2 separate regions of the Mus musculus genome follow, and region 2 is linked to region 1. The links are chromatin contacts, found by Hi-C or POLR2A ChIA-PET in ENCODE. All regions are on one chromosome and are shown on one strand. The core of a region is the stretch at or near the end of the contact, and the rest is flanking DNA. Distances in the headings are between cores, read along the strand shown. Region 1 holds the start of Ppp1r32 (protein phosphatase 1, regulatory subunit 32). Region 2 has its middle 24 kb from the start of Gm30263.

Evidence for each region. Hi-C counts contacts between places; a loop is a spot of excess contacts on that map. ChIA-PET counts read pairs that join two places held with the same protein, here RNA polymerase II (POLR2A).
Region 2: a loop to region 1 is called in a map of v-Abl transformed pro-B cells, with 3 times the contacts of the local background. The contact joins the enhancer-like site here to the promoter of Ppp1r32 in region 1. A Hi-C loop is called at or near these places in 19 of 37 maps with a recorded cell type or tissue (ES-E14, T-helper 2 cell, adrenal gland and 6 more). POLR2A ChIA-PET finds 5 or more read pairs at or near these places in 2 of 5 experiments (Patski and embryonic stem cell).

What each region holds. Positions count from the first base shown.
Region 1 is chr19:10,479,388-10,486,161 of GRCm38, forward strand. Ppp1r32 (protein phosphatase 1, regulatory subunit 32) reads right to left here and starts at 3,541. Exons shown (of 14, transcript NM_133689.2): 1 at 3,441-3,541; 2 at 2,846-2,981; 3 at 2,316-2,433; 4 at 1,897-2,050; 5 at 83-211. The coding sequence starts at 2,954.
Region 2 is chr19:10,339,357-10,346,130 of GRCm38, forward strand. No RefSeq gene overlaps it. Among named protein-coding and RNA genes, the nearest start is that of Gm30263, 24 kb to the right of the region's middle. Within about 2 kb of position 2,540, at least 1 of the 3 ENCODE cell types and tissues checked has a DNase peak (open chromatin) inside an H3K27ac peak, as active enhancers do; it is heart, where a contact is called at or near this core.

The sequences.
Region 1 (6,774 bases), core at 2,291-4,790:
AAAGAAAGAAAGAAAGAAAATGCCTTGCTCTCTGCATTGTGTCAGGGCCTGAGGCCATGCGCCCTAGCAGATACCCACTCACATAGTGCGAGTTCTCCCACTCCGTGGAGCCCTTGCCCTGCTGCTGGTGGATCAGGGGAACCTCCTTGGGCTCCAGTCCTGTGATAGTCTGAGGCCCGTGATCCTGGGTGTCGAAGTGGACCTTCCTGACCTGGAGGAGTGAAAACCCGTGAGAGAGAGTGCCAGTCACATTCTGTCCTCCACTGCTACAGAGCACCTTCATGGCAGGCAGTCTGTGAGTCTATTACAGTGACATCAGAGGGGCCCCACATCCTGCTCGTGGTGATTCTCATACCCTGACAGCAGCCCATGGGGACTTTGGGTCCTCAGACTGTTGCAGGCACTTAAACCCTTGTTGGGCCCCTCAACCAGGAACTCCCCCCCCAGGGCCTTTGAACTTTGTTGCAGACACTGCTTGGAACACATATCCCTTAGGTAGCTGTGGCTAGAGGAATGGCCTCTTTTGAACCTTGCCTAGTGTTTCCATGCTAACTTCTTTCCCAGTCTTTGGGCTTCTGATTCATCCCCCACTTCCTCCGAGCTGTATTTCTCTCTGCTCTTACCCCTTCCAACATTTTTAATTTTATTTTACATTTAAGAGATATATTATTGTCAGTCAGTGTCCAGTAACTGTTAGCCATTGCTAATGCATAATTAACATATCATGTGCCTTTCTGGGTATTATAATGTGAAAATGGTAGATATATTTAAAGCCCACATGATAATACACATATGTAAATAAAAAGAATTGGATTCAAAAAAAAAAAAAAAAAGAGAGATATATTAGCCAGGCTGTGGTGGCACACACCTCTAATCCCAGCACATGGGAGACAGAAGCAGGAAGATCTCTGTGAGTTTGAAGCCAGCCTGGTCTACGTTGCTATATAGCTAGTTTGTGGACAGACAGGATTACACAGAGGAACCCTGTTCTCAAATAAACAAACAAACAAACAAACAAAAACAAAAAAGAAAGAAAGAAAAAAAGAAACCAAAAATGAGAAAAGGAGATTTGTTAGTATTTTATGTGTCTGAGCTTGTATATGCCACAAAGATCAGATGAGGGCATCAGATACCCAGGAGCTGGAGACCCAGGAAGGAACTCACATCCTCTGGAAAAGCAGAAAACACCCTTAACCATATCTCCTGCTATCATCGTCGTCATTAGTTACATTGAGATATGGCCTCATGTGGCCCAGGCTGGCCTTAAACTTGATGTGTAGCTAAGGATAACTTTGAACTTGTTATCTTGCTGCCTCCCTATCCCCAGCGCTGGGATTACAGGCATAGACCACTGTGTCTGGTTTATGAAGCACTGGGGGATGGAACTCAGAACTTCATGAATGTGTTCAGCAAGTGTGAGACCCACTGAGCTACAGCCTAAGCCCACTCCCTCCAAATGTGCAATGTATTCAGAGGACATTGCTTGGATGCATGGCTACCTATCCTCATGACCATGGAGGTGACTTGAATGGTGGTAACAATGATGACAGAAGTGAAGAGGTCGGGGTGACTGTGACAGTGACCTCGAGGCAATGAGGGTAGTGGCAAAGGGTTTGAATGTATGACTAGGATCCTGGTATCTGTGAGGATGGAGTAGGGGTGAGGGTGTTGACACGGCTGCAGGGAGAGGGAGTGGCAGTGGGGATATCGGGATAAAGACAGGACCACAGTGGGGAGCGACCCCTCACCCTACACTTTGGCTCCTCCAGGCTATGTCTTCTCAGCTCTATGCAATGGGTAGAGGTGCTACTTCAGCTTGCTAGAGGAACCCACCCTCCCTGTCTTGCTGCACACATCCTGGGGCTCACTCCTGTCTAGCCTGGACCCAGCACTGACCTCCTTGGAATGTGGTCCAGGGTTGAGTTTTTCTCGCCCGTAGCTGGAGGTTGTCTGGTGCAGGTTCCAGGGCAGGGGTTGTTTACCATCGGGCACTTCTAGGGGAGAGTAGCTCTGACTGGTCACAGACTTGGAAGTGTCTCGGATTTGTTGCCTAAGGGGTGGGAGGAAGCAAGAGATGGGCCCCCCAGGGCCACCTTCTTTGTTCTGGGGTTGAGGGCTGCAGTACTTATTCCCAGGAGCATCATCTCCCATCCTTCTCCCAAATGTTTTAAGAGTCCTTCTTGGCCCCGGGGCCAAAACTGGGCAGCATGCCCAGAGCCATTCAGGCCTTGCTTTGGAGCCTGGGGCAATGACATCTCTAATATTTAAGATCCAGCAGAGCAGAGGAGGGAGACAAGGAGTAATGGAAACTGTACCCTATGGCAGGATTGTCCAGGGTGTCCAGGTGCGGTTGGTAGGAGACCAGGGGCCGATAGTTGGATTTGTAGCCTGTGCCTACATGGCTTCCCAGGCGGGGCTTAAACTCCTCCCGACCTGCCAAGGGGCAAGAAGGAAACAGGACCAAAGGCCACCAGAAGGGTGAGGAGTGGCTTCCCAAGCAGAGCCAGCAGCCACCAGGGCCTAAGGAACCCTAAGCCAGGGGAACTCCTAACAACCCAGGTGTTGGGAGCTGTGTAGGCCTGGCCCGTGGAGGACTATGATGCCAGAGAACAGAGCCAGTGGCATGGGGTCACAGGAGCCATGTGCAGACATACTTCAGTGACAGGACCAAGGAAGGGGACAGCCAGACAAGGCCAGCTTGATTGTGTGAGCCTTGGGCTCAGGGAATGGAGCCACTCTATGTGGCAGGTCACTCTCTGCTCAGATTGACCTAGAGTGTGTGCCTCTCCTGGTCCCTCTTCCCATACAGGGTCCTGAAGGTAGCACCCCATAGAGGAGTCCTCACCATAGGCTGTACAGTAGCTGGTAGCATAAAACTTCAGAGGGTCAGAGCATCCCCCCGAACTCATCTTCACATATGGAGAGACAACCCCAAGAGGGAGTTTCCCCATCATGATGTGTGAGGCAGGGGCCCCACGGGCCTGAAAAGAAACCCAGGAGATCTCGTGAGTCCTGACCCCAGGCTTCAACCTCTGCAATGACAGTCACCCCCTCAGAGGCCCGAGTCATCCTCACAGGCCCTGTTCCCGTTTCTGGAAACTGCATCCCAAGTCAAACAAAGAACCCATCTTCAACTCTCACACTGGCATGTCTCTTACCAACATTCGAATGCCCCCACTTTAGAGCCAAGAAACGATGCTGAGAAATGAATTGAAGATCTTAACAAGAGGTCTCCAATTCCTAGTCCTCTGGTCTGACCTCCTATATGTGCTTCTTAGAGAGTACATGACCAAATGACCGCCTGCCTGAGCTTTCTCTCCTGCCAGACCTGCCCCGCCCCCACCCCATCTCTTACTCAGTTCCTTCCCCCCGCCCACCTCCCTGTGGAAGTTGACTTTGCTCTCCTGGGGCCCTACACAGTAGGCCCCACCCTCACCTACCCTCTGCAGCAAGCTCTGAGGTCGGCAGAGGCCACAAGAGGCTGGAGCTGCTCAAGAGAAGCTGGCCCTCCTGAGGTGGAGATGGCCAAGCTAGAAGAAACAGAGTGTTGCTTAGCAACCAGCACCTAGCAACAGCGTCCCAAGCCTCTGAAGTCCTTCTCAAACCATGGCCCACTGAGGGGCTGACCTGTCTAGGAAGGGAAGTCCAGGCATAGCACAAATTTGGCCCTTCCTCCATGGCTCTGTCCCACGCTGCCTGGACAAGACCACGAAGAGTTGCTTGTCTAACTGATGTGAAATAAAAGATAATCCTGGACAATCTCTCCCATTTACAAAGTATCCACTTCTCACGGTGGATACTTTACATCTTTTATCTCCAGCCTCCTAGCGGCTCTTCCAGGTAGCTATTATTATCCTCTCTTCACTGGGGAACAAGAGGCTTAGACAGGCAAAGCAACTGGACTGGCCAGAGATCTCAAAAAACAAACAAAACAAAACACCACCCCCCCCCAAAAGGAAAAGAAACAAAATAGTTGCGATTCCACTTGGGTGGATCCTGATCCCACTTTTATGCCTCTTGGTAAATTAATCTTTACTATATTCTGCTCCAGCTAAATCTGTCCTAAGCCTTTTTACACACATTACCTCTTACAATTTCCCAGATTCCCCCATGAGCTTGGGGCTCTTGGTACATGGCCAATAACCATAGCAGTGGTTAAAATTGAGGCTCCAACCAGACCTGTTTGTTGGCTTTGATGAGCTGTCTTTCCTCTTTACACTGTCACTTCTTATCTTAGTCAAGTATGTGACTTAGGACTGGTGATAGGGGTTCAACACCTGCTGAAAGGAAGGGGCAACACTGGTACTTACTTGCAAGCTGTGGTCTAAAGGCTCCCGGCCAGCTCTGCAGAGACTTCAGTTAACAGCATGCAAGCCTCAAGTTGGTTTTCAGTCTTGTAAACATTGTGACAGTTGGATCTCCAGGGGTGGAGAAGAACTCTGCTCAGTATCTGCCAATTCCACCATCATGGCTACTTGCAAACAGCCAGTTCAGTGTCCCAAATGGGAACCTTAAATACTGTTTTAGTTTTTGTTTGTTTGTTTGGTTGGTTGGTTTTGTTGTTGATGTTGTTTGGTTCTGGGTTTTGTTTTTGTTTTGGTATTTTTTGAGACAATGTTGCTCTGTGTGGCCCTAGCTGTGTAACTTGCTCTGTAGACCATACTGGACTCAAGTCACTTGCCTCTGCCTCCCAAGTGCTAGGATTAAAAGCATGTGCCACCACTGCTCAGCTAAATAATTTAACTTTTAACACAGCAGGGCTTAACAGCCAGCCTGTAGATTTCCAACCTTTAGCTATTACAAGAATGTGAGCTTCTCTTCTGGGATACCAGAAGAAAAGGAAGACCGAGGGAAAGGGGCTGTGCTGCCTAGGATATAAGCACATATATGGGCCAGGCACATGAAACAAATCCTACTACATCCCACATCAGCCCCACCAGCACCAGGGATCACGAGCACACTTTACTCCGGATTCAGAAGTTATCATGGTCTAGGAGGGCTTCAGGACAAACTGAGGCCCACTGAATTCTCCCCCTCCAAAGTCATGACTCTGTTACCGGGCCAGAGGACTGAACGCACGCAGCCTTGCCTCCAATAAGCAGCTCCCAGCTTTCCAACAAAGAGGCTCATGGGTGCTCCATACATGAAACATGGTAAGATTGCGACTGCCACTGGTGGGGCCCACTTAGGGCAAAGAGCAAAGGCACCCCTGGAGAAGAGGTCAAAGCCTGAGCTCAGAATCATGAGCTCAGACATGACACAAGCTCTGGCTTTGTCACTGAATACATATGAGACTTGATACAGGGCATGTGTTTCCAGTCCCTCCTGGAAAATGGAGGTTACTGTGAACCACTTAGCCAAGCACCAGTAGATAAAGGCCATCTACTGGGTTAGGGGAAAACTCTGGAGAGAGGTGGCGTCTTAGTTAGGGTTTTACTGCTGTGAACAGACACCATGACCAAGGCAAGTCTTATAAGGACAGCATTTAACCGGGGCTGGCTTAGAGGTGCAGAGGTTCAGTCCATTATCATCAAGGTGGGAGCATGGCAGTGTCCAGGCAGGCATGGTGCAGGAGGAGCTGAGAGTTGTACATCTTCTTCTGAAGGCTGCTCACTCCCACAATGACACACCTACCCCAACAAAGCCACACCTACTCCAACAAGGTCACACCTCCTAATAGTGTCACTCCCCGGGCCAAGCATATTCAAACCATCCCAGCCAGATGGTGTGTGTGTGTGTATGTGTGTGTGTGTGTGTGTGTGTGTGTGTGTGTGTGTGTGTGTGTGTAAATGTATGTATGCATGCATGTGCATGTCAACGGGCAGCCTTAGTGTCTGAACTTAGCCACTGTCTCAGTTTCTTTTCCTGTTGTTGTGACAAAATACTCTGAAAAGAGCAACTCTAGGGACAAAGGGCTTATTCAGGTCCAAGGGTATAGTCCTGCATGGCAGAGAATTCAAAGTAACAGAAACCTGAAGTAGCTGGTCTCATTGCATGCACAAGCAGATAGCAGACAGCGGAGCCCGGAAAGGTGGCTTAGTAGTTAAGTGCACTTTCCATTCTTGAAGAGAATGTCATTTCAGGTGACTCACAGTCATCTGTAATTCCAGCTCCAGGAAATCCTATGCCCTCTAAGACAGCAAGTGAATACATTCTACCGTTCAGGTAGCTTTCTCCATTTTATACGGTCTAGGGTACCCTCCCTGGCCAGGGAACGGTCTCATCCTTAATTTTAATAGATCTTCCCACATCAATTAATCCAGGGGCAGAGAGGGAGGGATACCTCTGTGAGTTTGAAGCCCTATCTATGTATCTATTTCCAGGATAGACAGACAGGCCTGGAGAGAGAGAGAGAGAGAGAGAGAGAGAGAGAGAGAGAGAGAGAGAGAGAGAGAGAGAGAGAGAGAGAGAGAGAGAGAGAGAGAGATTGTATCAAAAAACAAAGCAATATGACCCTGTGGCCCATTTCCCAGTAAATTCTATGTCCTGTCACGATGACAACTGAACACTAACCATTGTAGGCTCTTTCCACATATTTTTGATACCCAGTCTCCCATTGGTCTGGAACTTTACCACATAAGTCGTGCTATCTGGTCCCTGAGCTTCCAGGAATCTGCCTGTCTCTGTCTCCCATCCTGCCATGGGAAGAATTAAAAGATTCTTCTCTCATGCATAGCTTTATATATGGTTTCTAAGTGTCCAAACTCAGGCCATCCTGCTTGTGGGGTAAGTGTTTTACGTACTGAGCCATCTCCCAAGACACTAGGCAAAGGG
Region 2 (6,774 bases), core at 1,290-3,789, 140 kb before region 1:
GACACATGACTTGCTCATGCAGAGCCAGGCTCAGAGACCTCTGAAAAAGCAAAGGCTGTACTGAGAGAAGTCCTCCCCTCCCCCTGCCCTCACAACCTCCCTGCCTAGCAATCATAGGAGCCCTGTGCCCTCATCTCGCCTCTGCCAGCCCTAGTGAACTTCTAAAGCACAAATCCGATGCAGGCACGCAGCTCTGCAGCTCTGCGGCTCCATGAAAACCCTCCCAGCCTCCTGCTGGCCTTTGTAAAATAGAAGAAGCGACTTCAACAGAGCCTGTTCAGGGAGGGATGGCAACACACTGGGCCAGGGAGCCTCTGGTGTGGGCAGAGGTCCCACCAGGGTCCCTGCCCAAAAGACAGAACAGAATTGGGCTGAGAGAAGCTTTCAAAAGAGAAAGCTGTTTTGAGCAGAGCTATGGGAAAGGAGGTGGTGTTGGCCAGCGCCCCAGGGAAGGTGAGAGGAGGTAGGACCCAGGGTAAGGGGCAGCAGGGCAAGGAAGGGCAAGGAGGTACATCTCATGGGTGACAGGTAATCAGGAGACCTGCACTGGTGAGGGCAGGCATGGGAGGGAGAGCAGAGAGAAGATAAAAAGGCAGTTTGGCTGGAGCTAAGGACTGGGAGCTCTTAGGGCTGCCTCTGTCTGTCTGTCCCCAAGGTGGTGTCAGGCTTGGGATCTGGTTGCTGACTCTAGGATGTCCCCGTTGCTTTCCTTACTCCTGGGTGGGGGCTTTAGGGAAGGTGATCTTGTTCCCAGCTACCCACTCCTCTAGGCTCAGTCTGCCTCTCCTTCCAGCCTATGGATCCTGTCTCCTCTCAACTACACAATCAGACTGCCTGTTGATAGGTTTATCTATAGTCACTCATAATAGGTGTTTAGTAAAATCTGGTGGACTGTTGAATGCATGGGTCTAAGAGGGCAACCCCTACAGATCCTCAGACCCCACTTCTACCAGGGCCCCTCGGGCTTCCTAGGACATCAGAGATGAGTCGGGGAGTCACTGTAAGAGAGGTCCATCCTAAGGGAGGTCAAGTTGCAAGTCTCACTTATCTCATGACCAGCCATCCCAAAGGAACGCACAGCTTAATACGAAGAGGTCCCAGACAGTCTCAGCAGGTCCAGTCAGAAGCCCCCACCCCCACCCCAACTGCAACACCCATTGTCAGCCTCACCAGCACAAAGGAATCCACAAAGGAACTGTTCCCATACCCAGCATGCATTCCAGAAAGCTCCCTTCCACCCAGAAGTATCAAAAGATACCTTTTACATTCACTGGTACTCACTCACAGGGGGGTCTCTTCTCCCTACCCACAGCCAACCATACAGCCTCTCAGCTAGAGCCCGCTCAGCATAACAGCCACAACTCCTAGAAGACCCCAAGTTCACCCCAGAGGCCAGTGTCTTGTGACCCTCCTGCCACAGAGTCATCATGGTGTAGCTCATGCAATACTTCTGCTTTTCAGGACCAGGGAAAGCAGAGATAGCCCTGTGAACGCTGGCAAAGAACTCATTGAATCATTGTTGGCAGGGAGGTTAATTGGATACAGATGTAAGCTTGTTCCTGGGACAGGTATGTTAATAGGAGCTAAAACTTCTGAGAAACCTCGGCGCTGGAGGGAGAGATTAATTCATCAGAGTCCAAGGTCACAGTGAAACAGCACCCAGAGAGCACCCATCGACAACTCTGACTTCTCACCTCCTCACTACCAGTGCCCTGTGGTTCCCAACAAATTCCTGCCCCTGAGGACCTAGGAAATAGCGCTGTGCAAGGCTGGTCTCGGAATCACTGATGGAAGCTTTGCTGTGATCCTGTGTGGGGTATCATCTCAGCTTAGGAGACTGAGGAACTCGAGGTTTGCTAAATGAGATGAGATTTGTCCCAGTTGGCAGTGAGAGGCTCTACAAGGACCCTGACTTCAGTCTCGGATTCATTCTAGCCTGGACCACAGAATGGCCAGGAAGACGTTCTCTCGCTGTCCACTAGGAGGCGCCAGTTCTCCCTGTTGGTACCAAATGCCGTCGGGACCCTCAGCCAGAGTGGCTTTCTTTGGTTTCTAAGCTAGCTGGCCTGCTAGCCCTCGGGTTAAGGTCCAGAGGCACAACAATCCTTCCCTTCAGTTTCCAGGGGTCAGAGAAATGGTAGGGAGGGTATGAAATCCACAAGGACCGGGAGCCGATTATCACCCGCCTCAGTTCTCATGGGAACCCCAATGTGTTAGATCAGAGTGGAGTCAGCTATAAATGGCAGAGGCTCAGAAAGGCTTGGTAACTGGAGGTCACAGACCAAGACTGTGGCATTCAGGGGCAGGAGAGTGCTGGTCTCCAGGCCTGCAAACCAGAATGGTGACAGAATGGTAAAATACTACACAGAGTGCTCCAGTTATGTCTCAAAAGTGATGAGCTGAGGGGCGCACATGATACAAGGCTGGAGCAGCCAGCAGGGTGTGTGCGTGGTAAGGGTCTCCCTGGTGTGGGTGCTTCTCTCTGGGACATTGGCACAGTGAGGGGGACACAGGATGGCTTTGGAAAATCCCAGGCTTCCCAGGCAGGTGACAGAACCAGCTCTCCCAGCCAGACCCAGCAACGTGGAGGCCAGAGCCACCTGACTCTAACTATAAATAGAGAGATGACGGAAGGCTCCGGAAGCCCAAGGGAGGCCAGAGAAAGGGAGTCTGATGCTCCCTAGAGACTGAGGAAGATACACATACAAGGCACCCTTCTGTAGTGTGCCTTCAAGGTCAGCTAGGAGTCCTGCAGAGGGCTGAGGAGGGGACTCTTGGCAGGCACTGGCTCAGAGGGTGGGGCAGAGGTGAGCAGAGCTGTGACAGATGACAGGTCCCAAAGGCCAAGGGGCTTTGGAAGCCAGAGGGAAGGCTTTGTGCTTCGTGCAGAGTCGCGCTCTTACAGGACTTCTGGCAGCGTGTTGGAGAACGGGATGAATGTCCAAGAACAAGAAAGGCATAAGAACAAAGAGCGAGTGATTCAAGGCCGCTGGGGGGCACAGTGCCAGGAAACACAGCCAGCCTTCCTGTGGAACAGAGGCAGATTATGGGATGCCGGAGGCTGCCGGCTGGCTCCAAGTGTGTTCCCCACCGAACTCCTGATGCTGAGCCGGACACAAAGTCACCTGAAATGAAGATGGCAGATCCAGCATATCCCTGAGTTCCTCTTAAGATATCTATAGTCCTTCTGTGATGTATAAACCTCTTGTTTCTTCTTTGCTGTGCTTTAATGTGCACGTGCTTGTTGGAACTGGAGCAGCCGTTTGGGACCAAGAAACAAGTACTAATATAGGTACCCGCGTGTGGGACTGCCATACCAGCCCTGAAGTAGATACCTCCACCTTCTGTTTACTTGGGAGAAAAAAGGAAACAGTATGTGGCCACTGTTGCTTTGTTGGTTGTGTTGTTGTTTCTGTTTTTGTTTTAGTTTTAGTTTCTTTCAGATGAATGTATTCTAAGTACATACAGGTCATTCATGAATCTCCCGAGAGCCCTTATACATGGGCCATTTTACATCTGATAAGCACCTCAGTCATGCTAGATGATTCTGCATGAAAATTAGCAGGTGTTAATCCTTTCCAGAATCTTCCCCGGGGAAGCAGCGGTGGAATGCCCGCCCGGCCATGTGGCATGGGTGGTGTGGATAGATGTCTGTGCCAGGGCAGTCAGCCCTCCAGACAGCTTTGTCTTCTTAATCTACAAGTCAGAGCCTTGGGACCACCAGGGTCCCTGAAACTTCTACCACTCAATGCTGGGCCACCCTTGTACCTGCCACTATGCTGTGTATTCCAGGCTAGCTGGCCATGAGCTTGCAGCTCATTCCCCTGTCTCTGCCATCTATCTCTGCTGGAATAGCTTTGAGTCATCACATCTCAAGAACTGAACTCAGTGTTACTAAGTTTCAACGGCAAGTGCATTCACCCTCCGAGCCTTCTCTCCATACTCCTATTGGTTCCTTTTGTCCTTCCTGGATGGGTAGGATTGAATGATCACCCTATGACAATACTAGTCACAAAGCCACCATGTATCAAAGACCCCAGGTCACCCCTTACAATAATCAGCTTTCCATGAGGGGACTGTGCACGCGCCTCTTCCCCTTGCTGGGATGGAAACCTAGTTTCTGACCTTCACAGGAACAACTTTCCACTGTGGCACCCAGAGAGATGCTGTTGAAGGCCACTTCTCAATGCACCGAATCCCTTACTGGATGGTGAGCAAGCAAAGGAGCAGGAGGCAGCTGAGAAAACATTTCCCCGCAGCTTGAGCTGTCTCTTTGACTCTTATATTTATTTTGTTGAGGTCACAGGGCCTTTAAGGGGGGTTGGAGAGCTGGTAAGGGCACTCCGGGCCCACATCCCTCTTCCCAACATCACCTTCCAGTGGACAGCACATCCCAGGCCTGGGAGAAACAGGTCACAGGGGTGAGGCAGAAGGACCCATGGTTGGAGGTGAAGGGGTGCAGGGTGAACAAATGGATTCAGACTGCCTGGGTGGGAGCCCTATTCTACCACCAGTTCTGAGAGTCCCAGGGCTTTGACCCAGCCAGGCCTCCAGTTCACGATCATGTCTCCTAAGGCATTGTGAGCGAAAGGTGACTCAACATATGTCAAATTTTAGGACATTGTGTGGTGCCTGAAACCTGCCCACAAAGCATGAGCTGCCTGTACGTCATCAGCATCATGAGCACGCCACCGCAGGGAGTAACGCCATGACTGAAACAGGCCTCTTCACGAAGGACGTGACCCCGCAGGGGTGTAGCTTCTCACTTCCTATTTCGTAAAGAGCACTCTCTGCCCACCTGATACATCACCTCCCACTCCTGAAAGGGGCTTGGTGACTCTAGCTCAAGAGAGTAGTCTGCATCCTACTGCATCAGTGTCAGAGGCAGCCAGGAGTTTGGAGCCTAGGCAGAGCCTAGGCTGGATCTGAATCTGAGATCTTAATTCCCTGATTCCTTTGGTTGAGATGAGCTGATGTCAGTGGCTGCCTGTAGGTTTAAATAACTCCAGGTGGTCGGTGACAGCAAGGAATATCTGGGGCCAGAACAGTGAAGGGGCAAGGGTTTCCCAGGCTTTGCCGATGGATACTCCTGAAGGCTGGCACCCTGTGTGAACCAGAAGTAAGAGTGCAAGGTGATGACATGCCCCAGCTCCTGCCATGGGGTGGGGTGGGGTGCACACCTGAGAATGACTTTATCCAGGCACTGAGTGAGGGGCTGTTGTCCATGATAGTTCAGAATGGAAGAACTGTCCCACTAGCCTGTCTCTTTCCTTTGCATCCTGCCCCAAGAGGCTAACTCTGCTACCCAATTCTACGTATGAGGAACCAAGACCTGAGACTCAGGGGTGGGGTTATTTTCCATCAAGCCTGACCCCAGAATCCCTGCCTGATCCTACCATGCCTAGATAAAACCACTGCCAACATCTGGAGTGCACAGCTTGCAGGCACACATTCACTCCAACTCTTTCCAGCTCCTCCAGCTGTGTCCCACCCCCCCCACCCCCCCACACACACATACACACTTTTTTTCCCCTTTTACCAAGATTGGTGACTTTGAACTCCAGTAACTCACAGAAACAACAAGGTGTCTCTTTCTAGACTTCTTGGAGCTGGGGATGGAGCTTGTAATTGACAATAGATCTCTGCAGCAGGGGAACCTGCAGGCAGAGTGGGGAGGCAGATGGAGGACTTCCTGGAGTGGGCAGTTCTAAGCAGGCTGGAAGAAGGGAAGTTCCCCTGTCTTTGTCAGGGTTTGTATTCCTGCACAAACATCATGACCAAGAAGCAAGTTGGGGAGGAAAGGGTTTATTCAGCTTACACTTCCACATTGCTGTTCATCACCTAAGGAAGTTAGGACTGGAACTCAAGCAGGTCAGGAAGCAGGAGCTGATGCAGAGGCCATGGAGGGATGTTATTTACTGGCTTGCTTGCCCTGGCTTGCTCAGCCTGCTTTCTTATAGAACCCAAGATTACCAATCCAGAGATGGTCCCACCCACAAACTAATTGAGAAAATGCCTTACAGCTGGATCTCCTGGAGGCATTTCCTCACCTGAAGTTCCTTTCTCTGTGATAACTCCAGCTGCGTCAGACGCTAAACCAGCCAGTACAGCCACCTAGGCACTACAGGAAGGTGCTGCACTTGCAGACAGACTGCCAACTGGCCGGTGATCTAGGGCATGACAATTCTCCTGCCTCTGCCTGTGCGTCGTCGCTGTGTAAAGCAGAGGTGTTGAGAGTCACACTGCGGGACTAGGGATGCGGCTCAGTTGGCAGAGCACTTGCACAGCCTTGGGTTCGATCCCCAGCACTGTATAAACTAAGCTATAGAGAGGTGTGTGCCTGTAATCCTAGCACATGGAAAGTAGAGGGAGGAGGAGCTGAAGTTTGAGCTGCACAGCGAGTGGAGACCAGGTTGGACTGTGTTAGATACTGGAAAAGGAGCCGGGGAAGGGAAACTGACTAGAGGAAGAGGAGTAAGGCTTCCTGGATGCGCACTGGAGGAGGAGTCCCGACACGGAGGCCCCGCCCACTGCAGGCCCCGCCCACTGCAGGCCCCGCCCACTGCAGGGCTAACATACCACACCACTGTATTTGGACGAACATCATGATTGGGCCCGTTCAGTTTTGCTTGGTGCCCCATGCTATATCTGTGGTGTCTACTGGAACCTCACAGCCACTTTACCCAGCGGTGCACTGTGTTCGGATGAGGAGACATGCCCAGAGAGGCTGGCTGACTTGCTGAAGGCTGCACAGCTGGCAGGTGGTAGAGAGAG